2 separate regions of the Homo sapiens genome follow, and region 2 is linked to region 1. Evidence: chromatin loops called from intact Hi-C (ENCODE). Cell type or tissue: OCI-LY7. All regions are shown on one strand.

Region 1 (5,000 bases):
GGGCACAACAGCTGCGTTAACAGGTTACTGTGAGGAATGACTGGGCTTCAGACACATAAAGCACTTAGAAGAATGCCTGTGCGGCCGGGTGCGGTGGCTCACGCCTGTAATCCCAGCACTTTGGGAGGCCGAGGCGGGCGGATCACGAGGTCAGGAGATCGAGACCATCCTGGCTAACACGGTGAAACCCTGTCTCTACTAAAAATACAAAAAAAATTAGCTGGGCATGGTGGCAGGCGCCTGTAGTCCCAGCTACTCGGGAGGCTGAGGCAGGAGAATGGTGTGAACCCAAGAGGCGGAGCTTGCAGTGAGCCGAGATCACACCACTGCACTCCAGCCTGGGCAACAGAGTGAGACTGTCTCAAAAAAAAAAAACAAAGAATGGCTGTGCATAGGAAGAACACAGTAAATGGCAGCTGCTAATAATATCCCTGCTACTGACCCCAAGCTCAGTGCTGAGATTTAAGTCCTGGTACCTACACGACCCTAAGCTCAGTGCTCTCCCACTGCACTTGCCAGGCCCCCAGTCTCCCCCTTGCCAGGGTCAGGGCATCGCTGAGACAGGTGCGCAGATCAGCCACTAGCCAGCTGATGGCAAGCTTGGGGGCTGGCAAAGGTGCCTGGCAGACTGAGGGGCCCAGGAAATACAAAAAAGAGTGCCCAGTCCTGATTATCCAGTAATTATCCTACTGTGAGCCCCATCATCAGCCGCCTCCCCAAACCCAAGGGAACTCAAGCCCCTACCTCTTTCGGGAGCCCCCAAAGAGCAGGCAGGCAATGGCCTTCTTCATGTCTGTGCCCCCAAAGATGGAGGGGGCGATGCTCTTGGAGATGACCTCATAGACATTTGGGAGGGCAGCCAGGCGACGGAACTCCTCCTCCTCCTGGGGGCTCACGGCCCCAGCAAAGCTGCGGCCTTGGTAGGCAAAGCAGGCGCATGAGTGAGTACAAGGGAGCTCTTCCAGCCCACTGCCCATCCTGGCACCAGCTCAGGGACCTCCCAGAAGGCAGAGCCCTTAGGGCCCTTAGGGCCAGGACAGCACAACCTATCTGAGTAAACAGAGATCCCAGCTCTCAAGCCCTCAGGAATGGGCCTGGTGTGTTCCAGGGTCCAAAGGGTGAGGGGAAGTGGGGAGAAGGGTTCTGAGCAAACAGAGGGCCAGATGGCATAGGACCTTGGAAACCACTGGAAGGTCTCCCCTTTCAGCCGAGGAGTGATATAGTGTCTTGGTCATGACAGCATCGCTCACTGGCTGCTGCAGAACAGAGAAGGTAGGGCAAGGTGGAGACGAACACTGGGGAGGATCAACGGTGATCCAGGGAGGGCTGACAAGGGCTCAGAGCAGGTGGGGAGGATGAGAAGTGGTCAGATCCTGGACACGTTTTAAAGGTGGAGCTGGCCAGAGTTCCTGAGTGATTAGATGTGGGGGATGAGAGAAAAGAGCACCAAGGGTGACTTGGGGGTTTTTGTCTGAGCAACTGAAAGGGTGAAGATGGGAAGACTGAGAGGAGCCAGTCTGAGGGTGGGGAAAGGGGAGCTTAGCTTCAGCCATGTAAAGTTCGAGATGCCTTTCAGATATGTAAGTGAACATGTCAAATCAGCAGTTGGTTATTAAAGTCTGGAACGTGGGGAGAAGCCCAGGCTAGAAATGGAAATGTGAGAGCTACTTACCTGTCAGTGGTTTTAAAGTTGTAATAATCTAGGTAGTTTGTGTAAATGTGGGGTGGGCCATGGACTGAGCCCTGGGGAAGCCACCCCTCTGAATCAATTCACTGCAGCCAGAGGGCTGAAACAAACCTGAAAACCCTCAGTGGCCCCTGCTGCCCTCAGGTGTAAGCAGGAGCTCCCCATCTCGGCACTCAAGGCCTCTTACACCACCTGGCCCCTCATCCCCTAGACTCCCACTCGGCCCTCCAGCCACTCAGTACCTTGCCCAGGCCGGGGTTTTCACCTGCTCCTGCCATCCCCTCCCGCCTGGAAGTTCTTCCACATCCACCACTCTTCAAAGCCCAGCTCAGATTAACCTCCTCCCAGAAAACCTTCCCCAAGGCCCAGCCCCGACCTCCTCCTTCTCAGACCTCCTTTAGCACCTCCTTGGAACTGCGTGACCCACAACAGCCACCACTTTACCCACATGTCCCCAGCGGTCTCACAGTTTTCTTATTTCTCCAACTAGACACTAGGCGGCTGCCTGCCTGGAACCCTGCGTTTCACTTCTCTTGTATTTCCTGTCACAGAAGTGAAGACTTGGCTTTCAGTAATTCCCCAGTGATTTGACCTCAGTCCTTCTGCCTTAATCCTGCACTTAGGCAAACACCCTCAGCCCAGGAGCCACAGCTAGGACCAATGTGTGGAAGTTCCAGGGATCACTTAATATAAAAATGAACGTTCTAATGATATGAGCAACACAAGGACATCCTGGGCTACCTCATGAAGTAACGAGCTGCCTGTTACCAGAAGTATGCAAGCACAGCCTTTTAGCAGGGCTAAGCCAGGACCCCAAAGCCAACTCACCAGAGCCATCTGTGTCCACCTGGATGCCCAGGACACGGATGTAGGAGCTTCGGATGCCCACGCCCACCCTGTCACGGCCCCTGCTGGTAGTCAGGCCAAACTTCTTGATGGAGTAGATGCCCATGATGGTAACCCTGTTCCCAGGGACGACCTTGTCACACAGGTACCTGAGAGGAGGGTAGAGGAGAAAGGAGAAAAGCTGAGATTCTGACTTGGACAGCAAGTCTCTGATTCCACCCATGCCCAGGACACGCAGGGTCCACTGCAGCATTTTTGCCACAGGCACCACATGCTGAGCTGGCTCCAGCCCCACGGAGCCCAGAGAACGGCCTCTCTCCCCACGTCACTCAGCCCATGCTCAGCTGCTTGGAGGATGGTGTTGCCCACAGTGACAGCCAAACAGAAAGGCAGGTGGTGGCCTGACTCTCGCTGAACTCGCTAACTCATTTGTACGCTGGTTTAGGAGGCTTAGTGCCAGCCCACAGAGCCCTCCAAAAGCCCCATCTCCACGTGTCTGCTGTCAGCTCACTGTGTGGTGCCCTTTAGCCTCTCAGGGCAAGACTTCCTCTTCACGCCCCCCAGCCTCCTTGAGGGGCCACTCGCCCTTTTTGCCTCTTCATGGCTCTGTGAGCTCATTTTGCCTCTGGGTTTTCATTTCCTGTTTTCAAAATGAGATGTTGAAACAGGGAAGTCTCCAAGTCCCCCAGTCAGAGACAGGGTGGTGTGGAGGGACACTTAGTCGCTGTGTGACCTCAACGAAGTCATTGCACCTCTGAGCCTAGGGGGATGACGAAGTGGCCTGCCTCTCATGTTGTGGAGTCAGGTGAGGCAGCAGACATAGAAGTGCTTTATACCATCAGGCATCACAGCTCCAGAAAAGACCATCACCGTCACTCCATGAGCCTCCAACTCCCCTCTTCCCATACCCACTTCGTAAGTTTTCAGGATTCATGAACTGCTTGGAAAATCATACATCCTGATTACGTAATCTGCATGAAGGAATTGTGCTAAACACCACATGCATTTTCAAGCAGCCCTCTGAGAGATTAAGGACTGTCCTTATCCCCATTTTACTGATGAGGAAACTGAAGCTTGACAAAGTCACATAACTTGCCCAGGGAGCAAGAGCCTGACCCCTACATACTCTGTTGCCACTAATGAAGTTAACAGAAGCTACAGATCCGCTCTCCTCAGAACATCTGCATGCAATTTCAGGATATGCAAGCCCAGGTTAGAACCCTAATCAAAGATCTCAAAACCTTCCACCCAGGTTACTATGAGGGGCCCAAGCTCAGTACCCTCTCCCCCTCAGTAGAATCTTTTTTGTTTTCCTTTTTGAGACAGGGTCTCGCTCTGTCACCCAGGCTAGAGTGGAGTGGTGTAATCACAGCTCACTGCAACCTCAACCTTCTGGGGTCAAGTGATTCTCCCACCTCAGCCTCCCAAGTAGCTGGGATTATAGGTGTCTGCCCCAACACCCAGCTAATAAATTTTTTTTTTTTAGATACAGGGTCTCAGTATGTTGCCCAGGCTGGTCTTGAACTCCTGGCCTCAAGCAATCCTCCTGTCTCAGCCGCTCCAAGTGCTGGGATTACAGGCATGAGCCACCGTGGCTGTTCAGCAGGATCTTAACAGAAAGCCTGGGGTACGCTGGGCGCAGTAGCTCACGCCTGTAATCCACGCACTCTGGGAGGCCAAGGCGGGCGGATCATGAGGTCAGGAGATCGAGACCATCCTGGCTAACAAGGTGAAACCTCATCTCTACTAAAAAATACAAAAAATTAGCTGGGCATGGTGGAGGGCGCCTGTAGTCCCAGCTACTCGGGAGGCTGAGGCCGGAGAATGGCATTAACCCAGGAGGTGGAGCTTGCAGTGAGCCGAGATCGCGCCACTGCACTCCAGCCTGGGCTACAGAGCCAGACTCCGTCTCAAAAAAAAAAAGAAAGCCTGGGGTAGGAGGTGGGGTGTCAGGCTGGGAAGAGGCTTTGCCAGCTATTGGTTATCTAGCTGTGCATCCTGGGCCTCTTATCCTAAGAAGAACACAGACTTTGGAAAGCAATGCACATAGGCTGAAAGCCCGGCTCTCCTCCACACAGGAAGTCATTTAATCTCTCCAAGTTACATTTCCTCATCTGCAAAATGGGGCTGACATGCCCCTGCAGATTATGGAAAGACGAGATGAGAGGAACTTATGGAAGCATTAGGCACAGAGCAGGTGCTCTGCAACTGGCCACCTTCTCCACCCTACTCACCCTGCTCCAGATGACCCACTCCCAACACTCGGGTTAGGGCCACAGCTGGGACATCCACCGTCGTAGATGCCCACCTCCCAGCCCGTCTGCCTCACCTGTCGCAGTAGAGCTGCATGTGTCTGGGCATCTCCCCGTGGGGGACTGCATCAGGCAGCTCCTGCAGCTTCAGGGTCTGGAAGTCCACGCATTTGCATTTGTCGGGCATGATGAAGTACGGGTCCAATGGGCATTTG
Region 2 (5,000 bases), 100 kb after region 1:
GCAGAGGTTTGTGACTTGCTAGATGCAAAGCCAGGCCTGCGTGCTCCAAACTTGTGTGCTCTCCACTCTGCTCTGTCCCTGTGAAGACTGCCTCTGCCTGCCTGGGGCAGACCTTCTGGGGCCCACCTTCTGGTGCAACAGAGCAGAGGGGGGCATTACATACTTTTGGAATGACCGACTGAGGCTCTGCACTGCCTAGGTGCTCAGTTCGATGCTGACTGCCCCTGCCTACCCTGCCTTCCCAGAACAACAATCACTGTATTTCACTGATTAGCCACCAGGCTAAGGACAGAACAAGAAAGAGTCTGGCTGTTTTGAGACATCGTGGAGCTGTCAAACCCACCCTGAAACTGCCAACCTTCAGGCTTCTTGCTAGGTAAACAAAGTGCGTTGTTGTGGTGGTTTCAGACTCTGCTGGTTGCGTTTCCTGTTACCTGCAGCTCAAAGTATTCGTGATTAATATTCCTCTTTAAGGAGTGAGGTCCAGCTGCCCTGGCCTTCCCACGGGACTGCTCCGCGGTGGACAACTACGGCATGGACCTGAAGGCACCGGGCTCCACTGAAGCCCTCGGGAGCCGGCACTGAGACCTGGCCCAGTCCTTCCTCCCACTCCCACTCACCAGCTCAGCTGATCGCCCGCAGCCACCCCATCACCCTCCTCAGGCTTCTGTGCTTCTGAACACACTGCCCTTCTTCCAGGAAGAAATGTGCTCCTCCCCACCTCAACTCGTGCTCCTAAGCCCAGATCAAAGGTCAGGTCTCCTGGTGGAGTCTGCCCTGACACCCCCCACCCCGCCAGGGCCTATTCCTTCCAGCTAGCAGCCAGTAGCATTTTCCACAGACCACAACTCTAAGCACTGCTTAGTGGAGTGATTAAAATAACTCTGTTGGGCGATCTCTTTGTTTCTACATCTCTCTCTCCCAGGAGTCTGTGAGCTCTTTAAGGGTGGCGGTTATAGCTCACAAATGGACTAACTGTCTACCCCAGATGGGACCTGGGCCATGATAAACCTGCAGTACCTGTTTGCTGAATGACTGAATGAAAGATGAGGCTGTATTCACCAGCACAATAAACCTTTATAACAGTGTAAATGAAACACCTCCACACTTGGGCACTCATTGATCCCTTACTAGCTATTGTGTGGAAATCCTAATCCTTCTTCCAACTTGCAATCCTCTGAATACATTTTTTTTTTGAGACAGAGTCTCACTGTTGCCCAGGCTGGAGTGCAGTGGCACGATCTCGGCTCACTGCAACCTCCAACTACTGGGTTGAAGTTCACCTGCCTCACTCGGCCTCCCGAGTAGCTGGGACTACAGGCGTGTGCCACCATGCCCAGCTAATTTTTGTATTTTTAGTAGAGACAGGGTTTCACCACATTGGCCAGGATGGTCTCGATCTCTTGACCTCGTGATCCACCCGTCTTGGCCTCCCAAAGTGCTGGGATTACAGGCGTGAGCCACCGTGACCCTTTGAATACTTTTAAAAAGTACCACGTCCCTCCTTAATCTGTCCTCCAACATCCTCAGGACCTGTGACCACTCCACTCTGATAATGATCTCCAGAGCCTTCACCCTATTCTGACCGACCCCTCTGGATATAGGCCAGCCATGCTGTCCATCTGGAAATGCAGTGTGGGAACCCACACGCCACATTTACCTGTCCTTGCTAGATACTGTATTTCTATTACTGTACTCAGTGACTATGTGAAATTTTTATTAACCCTACCATGTGGAGCTGACTCCAATAGTTGTGGAAGATGCTCCCCCTGGGCTCACAGCATTTAGCTTTTCTAGACCCCCTTGCAGCCAGAAGTAGCCCTGGGACTTCTGGCCACAGAGATGGAAGCGGGTGTCTCTTGGGCGGCTCCTGGGGAAGGTTTTGCTTTCTTGGTAACAGAGACACAGACAGTTGGTACTTTCACCTGTGCTTCCTACCGTGAGAATGCAAGCACGAGGATGAAACCAATGTGGTCAAGAAGGTTAGGCAGAAATACAGAAGAAGCCACTACTGAACGAATTCATTCTAGATGGACACAGATGTTGTCACTCAAAGGGAAACCCAGCAGGTCTCTCAGTTCTCTCTCTTTTTTTTTTTTTTTTTGAGATGGAGTCTCACTCTGTTGCCCAGGCTGGAGTGCTGTGGCACGATCTTGGCTCACTGCAACTTCCGCCTCACCGGTTCAAGCGATTCTCCTGTCTCAGCCTCCAGGGTAGCTGGGATTACAGGCGCCCACCACCACATCCAGCTAATGTTTGTATTTTTAGTAAAGATGGGGTTTTACCATGTTGGCCAGGCTGGTCTTGAACTCCTGACCTCAGGCGATCTGCCTGTCTTGGCCTCCCAAAGTGCTGGGATTACAGGTGTGAGCCACTGCGCCTGGCCTCTTTCAGTTCTAAGGGGGAATCGGTGAGATGGAAAAGTTGGGAGGATGGGATGCAGACACAGACAAATCCTGCCCAGACTCCAGCACCTACCAGCTGTGTGAGCCTGGGTAACTCCTCGGCCTCTCTGTGCCTCAGTTCCTCCTCTACAGAATAAAGATGACCAAAGCACTCACCTTCCAGGGATGTGTGAGGAGGAGTGTATACATTTCAAGCACCAAAATAAATGCTATCCTCTACAAACATATCAACCACAACATGATTGAGAATTTCAAGCACCCCATAAGAGATTTTTAAATCACAAATATGCAGAAGCTATTTTTTTTTCAGCCAGAAACTTGTCTTGAAAACTATTTTCCAAAGGAATAACTCTTTCCAGACCCAGCGTGGAAAGTTCCATCCATCTCCTAATTTGCTGAGCCACCCTTCCTCAAAACCCTGGCTGCCTCTCCCCTGTATTTTTTTTAACCATAAACCACAAGAGAAACCCTAAAATACCTTACAGAGGGTATTGCTTCCGCAACCCACAATGTTAAAGTCGATGTAACTAACTATAGTACCTAACAAAAGGAAATGTCAGTGAGATAAAGAAAGGTTTTCTAAAACTCCCCAGGTAAGAAGTGAGGCTGTGAAGGCAGAGGCTTGAAGTGGCTGGCTGAGGTACAGATGGCATTTGTTTTCACTCCCCACTTGGGAGTGTAAAAGGTATTGCTGACAATCTGGATGGTCAGGGGTGGAGTGGGCTTTGTATTAGTCAGGGATCTCTAGAGAAAAGGAACTAGGCTGGCTGTGGTAGCTCATGCCCGTAATCCTAGCACTTTGAGAGGCCAAGGCGGGAGGATCACGAGGTCAGGAGTTCAAGACCAGCCTGGCCAACATGGTGAAACTCTGCCTCTACAAAAAATATAAAAATTAGCCAGGTGTGGTGGCACGCGCCTGTAGTCCCAGCTACTCAGGAGGCTGAGGCAGGAGAATTGCTTAAACCTGGGAGGTGGAGGTTACAGTGAGCCAAGACTGCCCCACTGCACTCCAGCCTGGGAAACAGAGTGAGACTCCGTCTCAAAAAAAAAAGAAAAAAAAAAAAAAAGAGAAAAGGAACTAGCAGAAAGAAAGAGAGAGAGAGAGAGACAGACACACACACACACACAGGAGAAAGAGCGAGCGCTTAAGGAATTGGCTTATGCAGGTGTGAAGGCTTAGCAAGTTGAAAATCTGTAGGGTGAGCTGGCAGGCTGGAGATCCAGGAAACAGATGCTGTCCAAGTGCAAGGACAAGGGGAGCCTGCTGGCCAAGTTCCCTCTTGTTCTGGGGAGGTCAGTCTTTTTCCTATTCAGGCCTTCAACTGATTGGACGAGGCCCACCCATGTTATTGAGGGCAATACGCTTTACGCGGGTCTGGTGATTTAAATGTTAATCTCATCTAAGGCATACGTTCACAGAAACATCTAAAATAATGTTTGACCAACTATCTTTCTCCCCTGGCCTAGCCAAGTTGACACATAAAGTTAACCACTACAGGGTTTATACTGCACCAACACAAACAAGTTCAAACAGTAGACCCCTCTGTCTGTCCCTAAATTCTCTGTCTGTCTCAGCCCCTGTGGTCTGGCTGGTTCTTCTCTCCCCCTCCCTTCTCCCCTGGCTCCGTCCTTCCCTTCTGGGAAGACTCCAGGCTCCGTCCTTCCCTTCTCTACCTTCCCCAGCAGGAGCGAGGCCCAGTTCCCCTCCTCAGGGCTTGCACAGTGGTTCTCCACCGCACTTTGCAGTGCTCTATCAACTTCTAAGTTTCCCGTGTCCCTTGAGGAGGAGACCTGGGGGACACAGCCGGGAAGGGGCGGAGCTGGCACCTGAACCCAGCTCTTCTGATGCGGAGACTAAGCTGTGACCCCATTTCAGGCTGCTTACGTCCCAGTGATCAAAATGAGCTACCTGGGATCATGCCAGGTGGGCTCATGGGCAAACTTAAAGACATTTTTAGAGGGACATTAAATTTTTCCTCTCCTGCATTATTTACTTTAATGCAGGATAGGAAAAAAACACGAACATCAAAGCCATGATTTCATGGATATAATTATATAGGATGAGGTCAAATTTTAACAGATAAGCTAATGAAAAGAAAACCCTACGAAAATAATAATGAAGGTGGCATGGGGGTAGACACAAATCACAAATGAGCTACATGAAAGACAGAAGTTTGGAGGGCACTGGCCTAGATCAAGATCTCCTTAGTAAGGCAGTAAAGAGTTAAACTGTCCTGAATCCCCCTGCTTCTCATGGGGTGATGGCCTCAAGCTAATTAGGAGACACTGAGGGTTTGGGTTTTTTTTTTTCTAAAACCAGAAGAGTGGAAGTCTGGGACTATACTCTTATTTCTTTGAGCTCACTAAGGGAATAAAACCTATTCACCAGTTCTATCCATAGGGGAAGGCAAAGGCCTTAATTTCCAAGTAAGAATCTGCTCCTCCCCACAGCCTGAAACCTGACCTGTCTGTGAATGTGGTGGCCACCCAGCCAGTGACCGCTCATTTGCCAGGGACACAAAGACCATCACAAAGGCTGCACTGGAGTCAGAATCTTGGGCTGGCACTTAGCTTGGCTACTAACTTAGACTGGGT

The links. A loop is a pair of places that touch in the nucleus more often than their neighbours do. Peaks named below come from ENCODE experiments on the same cell type or tissue, not always from the same donor. Only the 100,000 strongest peaks of a DNase experiment are listed, where the experiment ranks them.
Region 2: a loop joins it to region 1, with 3.0 times the contacts of the local background. A loop is called at or near these places in 8 of 110 quality-filtered maps.

Annotation. Positions count from the first base shown.
Region 1 is chr22:35,408,426-35,413,425 of GRCh38, reverse strand. It overlaps MCM5 (minichromosome maintenance complex component 5), which reads right to left. Exons shown (of 17, transcript NM_006739.4): 6 at 4,863-5,000; 7 at 2,516-2,682; 8 at 745-916. Among named protein-coding and RNA genes, the nearest start is that of MCM5, 11 kb to the right of the region's middle. RefSeq lists enhancers at 2,778-2,917, 2,998-3,217, 3,308-3,367. In OCI-LY7, CTCF peaks have their summits at 1,969 and 2,175; DNase peaks (open chromatin) are centred at 2,215 and 3,125; H3K4me3 peaks cover 2,348 bases; H3K27ac peaks cover 4,231 bases.
Region 2 is chr22:35,306,748-35,311,747 of GRCh38, reverse strand. All of the region lies in intron 1 of TOM1 (target of myb1 membrane trafficking protein), which reads right to left. Among named protein-coding and RNA genes, the nearest start is that of TOM1, 9.4 kb to the right of the region's middle. RefSeq lists an enhancer at 347-626 and a silencer at 2,443-2,512. In OCI-LY7, no CTCF peak of the experiment used is centred here; DNase peaks (open chromatin) are centred at 1,987 and 2,917; H3K4me3 peaks cover 284 bases; H3K27ac peaks cover 1,035 bases.